Regions from separate parts of the Homo sapiens genome. Here region 1 is linked to region 2. The links are chromatin contacts, found by POLR2A ChIA-PET in ENCODE. All regions are on one chromosome and are shown on one strand. Each heading gives the region's core, a stretch centred on a gene start or an enhancer-like site at or near the end of the contact. The rest is flanking DNA. Distances are from core to core; before and after follow the strand shown.

Region 1 (2,700 bases), core at 201-2,700, 690 kb before region 2:
GCAGGAGAATTGCTTGAACCCGGGAGGCAGAGGTTGCAATGAGCCAAGACTGTATGCTATTGCACTCCACTCTGGGCAACAGAGTGAGACTCTATCTCAAACAAAAAAAGAATAGATAGGTAACAAAGAAAGGATAATAAAATGGTGGAATCTGATGGGTATACAGGTGTTCACTGTATGTTTGAAATTTTAATATTTTTATAATAAAATACGAAATCAAAATGCAAAGCAAACAAAGTAACTGCCCTGCTGAAAACCCCTCCAGACAGCTTCCGTTTGCAATAGAAATAAAATGCAGTCTTTTCCAAGACCTTGCAAGATGGCCCCTGCAGACTTCATGAATCTTATCTCCTACATTCAATCTTTGAAAATATAACAAATATTTATTGAGTGCCTACTGTGTGTCAGGCACTGCACTATATGTTGGGGATACAGCAGTGAACCAAACCTACAATAATTCATGCACAAATGGTTCTAACATTCTTCCTTCTCAAGAAGCCCATTCCCCTGGCAGGCCTTCTCACTTCCTGAAATTGTTTTCATCTCATCTTCATCTGCATGTGGATATGAGCTCAGGAAGGCCAGAGCCCTTCTCTCCATCGCTCATAGCTGCACCCTCGGGTCTAGAACAAGGTCTTGTTTATAGTAAGACCTCAATAACAGTTAGTTGCAGAAATATTAGCTAACATCTATTTAGTGCTTGTTACATGTGCACCTGCGTCTGCTTTAAATGGTGTGCACAGATGTACTATTTAATCCTGAAAACTAGCCCCATTTTACAAGGCTAACAGAGGCACAGAGGAATTAGGCTGTGAATTCAAGCAGTCTGGCTTCAGCCATCACGGTCCTAACCGCTCTGCAAACTGCCTCTAAACGAATGAATGAATGACTCAATCATTCTAACTGGCCCAAGTCAAAATATTAACTCTGCCACTCAGCCAAGTTGACCTGGGGCCAACCGATTTATCTCCCTGGACTTCAGATTGTTTATCCTTAAAGGTCAAGTCCTTCCTCTCAGTTCGTGAAGATGTAAGATGCTGGAGAAAATTGACTCAAAGACACCCCATACACGCACGCACACAGGAACCCACATCCGAACAATGAGCGAGGTAGGAGCTGGGGAGAGTGGCGCGGGGTCACCGCCAGATGCGGGGTGTGGCAACCTCCAGGCGGCCAAAGTCTCTGACTTCCAGGTTCTTCTGTTTGCTTACTCCCTATCCGGGGGCCCAAGGCGCTGTCTCCGCCGCCCAAGCCCCGCGTAAACCTGGGTGACCTCGGAGACATCCGTTGGAGCATGAGTTCCCGACATCAGGCGGCGGCGGTGGTCCGGGAGAAACCCGGCGGCGGGGAGATAAGCCTGCCCAGGAGGCAGGGGGCTGGGCTAGCTGCCCCGCCCCGCGCCTGACTTCGTTGGGGAGGGAGACGCCCGGCTCCCGCCCCTAACTAGCCCAGCCGCGCGGAGCGCCTGGGAGAGGAGAAGGAGCCGACCTGCCGAGATGGAGGCGACCGGCACCTGGGCGCTGCTGCTGGCGCTGGCGCTGCTCCTGCTGCTGACGCTGGCGCTGTCCGGGACCAGGGCCCGAGGCCACCTGCCCCCCGGGCCCACGCCGCTACCACTGCTGGGAAACCTCCTGCAGCTACGGCCCGGGGCGCTGTATTCAGGGCTCATGCGGGTAAGGGGCTCTGGGGACGTCCTGGCTAGGGGTGGGAGGATTCCTGGGAGAGAAACCCGAGTGCCAGGGTGAGGGGCTTTTCGGGTATCCTAGGGAGGAGGCAGGGGCAGGGGTCCCAAGGCAAAGGGGCTGCTGCTGTCCTGGGGTTGGGGGCAGGAGCAGGTTGTCCAGGGCTGAGAAGGGGAGAGGTGCCCGGGAGAGAGGATCGTGGGGTGGGGGACCAGGGCTAGGAGGGGCAGAGACCTCTGCCTACAGAATCCTGGGAAGGTGATGGGCAGGGACCGAGGCTGAAAGAGACAGGAGTCCTCCAGCCGAGGAGAAGCTGATGCAGCTGGGCTTGTCCCAGAGGGAGAGGTAGCTGGAGCCATACAGGTGGGGCATGCTGAAGAGGGCACAAAGAAGAAAAGGGGGAGGCGTCCCTGCGGGGAGTTGGAGGCAGAGAAGAGGCTGGAGGGTTGCAGGCTCAGAGAGGGGGTCCCGCTGAAGGAATCTGCCAGCAGAGAATGCAGGATGGGAGGATGGGTGGAGCTCAGTTGGGAGTTCCTGGGACTGGGGAGGAAGGAGAGCAAGAAAGAAGGCAGAGGCAGCCCCAGCCTTAGGGGATAGCAGGTGGGAGTGGGCAGAGGCCTGAAGTTTCCCATTCAAAAGGATTCTGGGTGACTTCAAGGACGTAGAAAAAAGGGTGGGGTCTTGGGGGAGAGATGGGGCGGATACTCAGCAGTGTCTGCTCCAGAATTTCAGGGTTTTGTGGTGACTGAAAGGGGTGGCTGGATATTTGGGGGGCAGGGAGGGCCCTAAGGAATTAAGGGAGACCCAAACTGCTTCTGGATTGCCCAGCGTCAGAGGTTAGGGTTCAGCAGGAAGCAAGGGAACGACAGGAAGTTGGGGGATGCCACTGAAGGATGTACTGGGGGAGGAGGCCCGGGAGCCTAGTGCAAAAAGAGAACTGAGCCTCAGCTATTTCTGCTGGGATGGGGGCAGGTTCCTGGTAGAGGGCGTAGAAGCTAGACCCGGTGGCTCCTCAAGT
Region 2 (2,700 bases), core at 1-2,500:
CCGGCCGCTTTTTTTTTTTTTTTTTTTTTTTTTGAGGCAGAGTCTGACTCTGTCGCCCAGGCTGGAGTGCAGTGGCGCAATCTCAGCCCACTTCAACCTCCACCTCAAGCGATTCTTGTACCTCAGGCTCCCGAGTAGCTGGGATGACAGGCATGTGCTACCACACCCAGCTAATTTTTGTTTTAGTAGAGACAGGGTTTCGCCATGTTGGCCGGGCTGGTCTCGAACTCCTGACCTCAAGTGATCCACCATGCTTCGGCCTCCCAAAGTGCTGGGATTACAGGCATGAGCCACTTTATGCGTATTTAAGCCTTGGAAACACAGGGACTATCTTGTGGATTGGGGCTAGTACAGAATTCAGACTGCAGCCTTTTCCCGATGCGTTGACTTACAGAAGGGGCATTTTGGAGGGTCTGTGGTCCTAACCTGGGGATAGCAGGGAGATCCCGGGGCAATGACAGAGAGGCACAGAGACACGGATTTCCTGAGAAAGGGAGAGGAGAGAGGCTGAGACCCAGGGATCATGAAGGGGACGAGCAAGGGAAGGAAGAGATGATGAGACCCTGGGAATCCGGGAGAGAGACAGGGACGTGGAGAGAAAGGGACAGAGAGAGAGCGAGAAGGAAAGGAAGAGACAGAAGGGAGAAGGGGCAACCGAAAATGGGCACGAAGAGGCCCAGGCACAGCAACAGCTGGGGAAATGACAGAGACTGAGACGGAGATGCAGAAAGATACAGAGAGAGCTGGAGAGGGTAGAGAAGGGCTTTCGGGGAGAAAGTGATGGAGGGACAGAGAGGAGAGGTGGAGGCCAAGGAGGGAAAGACCCCAGTAGAGAAAGACAGAGGGACAGAGAAGGGGATGCAGACGCAGGCGGGAGCACACCCACAGAGGCGAAGGAAGGGCGCAAGACCATGAGAACCACAGACGCGGAAAGCCGGGGAGGTCGTGGCTCGGTCTAGGGCGCACGGGGAGCAGGGCTTGCCCCCCAGCACCTCCGGGGAGGTGACCCCAGCCGGGAGATGCGAGTCCCGCGGAGCCCGCGCCCGGCGGACGGACCGATGGACAAAGCCGGGGAGAGCTCGGGCGCGGCCGGGGCGGGGGCCGGTGCCCGCAGGGACCCGGGCGCAGCGGGGAAAGGAGGGGCGGGCAAGCGGCGAGAAGGGGAAGGAAGCGGAGGTGCCGGGCGGGCGCGGGGCGCGGGCAGGAAGCGGGGAGGGGCGGCGGGGCGGGGGCCTCCGGAAAAACGCCCCGACTTCCTGCCCCGCCAGAGCCAGGAAGCGGGAGCCGGGACCCAGGGCCCGGGATCGCCGAGCCCGACCTCGGGCGCCCCGCCGGTCACCTCCGCGCGGACACCAGGTACTCGGTCCCCGGCCCCGCCCGGCCTCCTCCCCTCGGCTGTTGGGGGAAGTGGGGAGGAGGAGGGAGGGGCTGGGGCGCTGCCGGCAGCGGAGGGGCCCCCTTCGGACCCCACGGAACCAGCGGCCGCCCCTCCTTGGGCCTCAGTTTTCCCATCTGTCAAAGGGAGCAAAGAGGGGAGAACTCACACTTGACGAGTGCCCCATAGGTGGGGACGAACGGTGCGAGGCCGGGGCCAAGGCCTCCCACCTGCTCAGTGGAGAACGGACGATCACTACCATTGTACGGGTGGGGAAACCGAGGCCCGGGGAGCCAAACCGACTCGTCCCAGGGAACGCACATCGTGAGAAAGTGTGGAGTTGGGATTTGAACTCGCACGTGCTTTCCGCAAAGCGCCATCCTCCAACCCCCGCATGCTTTAGGGCCACCTAAAAATGAAAAACAACAATAACAACAACGACGAGGGTCGCTGTGAAGCTGAAAGTTGCAGAGTGCATTTGAAAGAGTTTTCGGAAAGCTCTTTTCTAGGTCATTAATTATACCGTGAGAGACAGGTGTAGGGAGAGAGCTGGAGGCCTTCTCCCATTGTACGGATGGGAAGACTGAGGTCTACAGAGAAGTCATTACTTTTTGCAGATTACACTGCATGTCAGAGGGAAAGTTGTGCTGGAACTCAAGACTATTGCTTTTCCGGTTCCAAAGGAAGGGGCTGGGGGTGGGAGACGGAGGGGATTGATGTACGAGGATTGGAAATTCAGCGGGTCCCCTAAGTGGGGAGACTAATAGGACGGGGAGCCCCAGTCCGCCGTCCGAGTGCTCAGCGCTGGGGTGACTAGGAGATCTCCGATCGAACTCGGGAGGAGTTGGACCCATCTGCACCTCCGGGCGCGGGGCGGGGCCCGGGGAGTGACGGGGGCAGTCGAGATACGGAAACGCTGGCCCTCCAAGACAGGCCAGAGCGGCCCTATCTGGCCTGCGTGGCGCAGTACAGCGCTAGAGCGGCCGGCGGGAGGAGTAGAGTCGTCGGGGCCGGAGCCCGGCAGGAGCCGGGCTAGAGCGGCTGGCAGGAGGAGTGGAGCTGGGCGCAAAGGTGGACTCAGGGCGGCTAGAGCGACGCGGCGGCAGGGGTGGGGAGAGTGCGGAGCCCGAGCGCGGAGGCTTCGGTTCCGGTGGCGGCGATGGCTTCTCTTTCCACCTGGAGCAGGTGAGGGACGCGGTCCCCAGCGGGTGTCAGACCCTGACTCTGCACGTCCTCCCCGGCATCCCTGGCCGTGCACACTGCCACGTCCCCCGTAGGATTTAGGGCCCGCGTAAGACCCGCCACGTCCATGTAAGATTTGGGTC

Evidence for each region. ChIA-PET counts read pairs that join two places held with the same protein, here RNA polymerase II (POLR2A).
Region 1: POLR2A ChIA-PET joins it to region 2 with 12 read pairs in naive thymus-derived CD4-positive, alpha-beta T cell. The contact joins the promoter of CYP2S1 here to the promoter of ARHGEF1 in region 2. POLR2A ChIA-PET finds 5 or more read pairs at or near these places in 2 of 52 experiments (H1 and naive thymus-derived CD4-positive, alpha-beta T cell).

The regions. Positions count from the first base shown.
Region 1 is chr19:41,191,769-41,194,468 of GRCh38, forward strand. It overlaps CYP2S1 (cytochrome P450 family 2 subfamily S member 1), which reads left to right and starts at 1,451. Exons shown (of 9, transcript NM_030622.8): 1 at 1,451-1,673. The coding sequence starts at 1,497. It overlaps LOC124904790, which reads right to left and starts at 1,284. Exons shown (of 3, transcript XM_047439802.1): 1 at 1,212-1,284. The coding sequence starts at 1,284. RefSeq lists an enhancer at 977-1,477 and a silencer at 1,390-1,479.
Region 2 is chr19:41,881,934-41,884,633 of GRCh38, forward strand. ARHGEF1 (Rho guanine nucleotide exchange factor 1) reads left to right here and starts at 1,251. Exons shown (of 29, transcript NM_004706.4): 1 at 1,251-1,356. RefSeq lists silencers at 936-1,445, 2,310-2,459 and an enhancer at 2,326-2,535.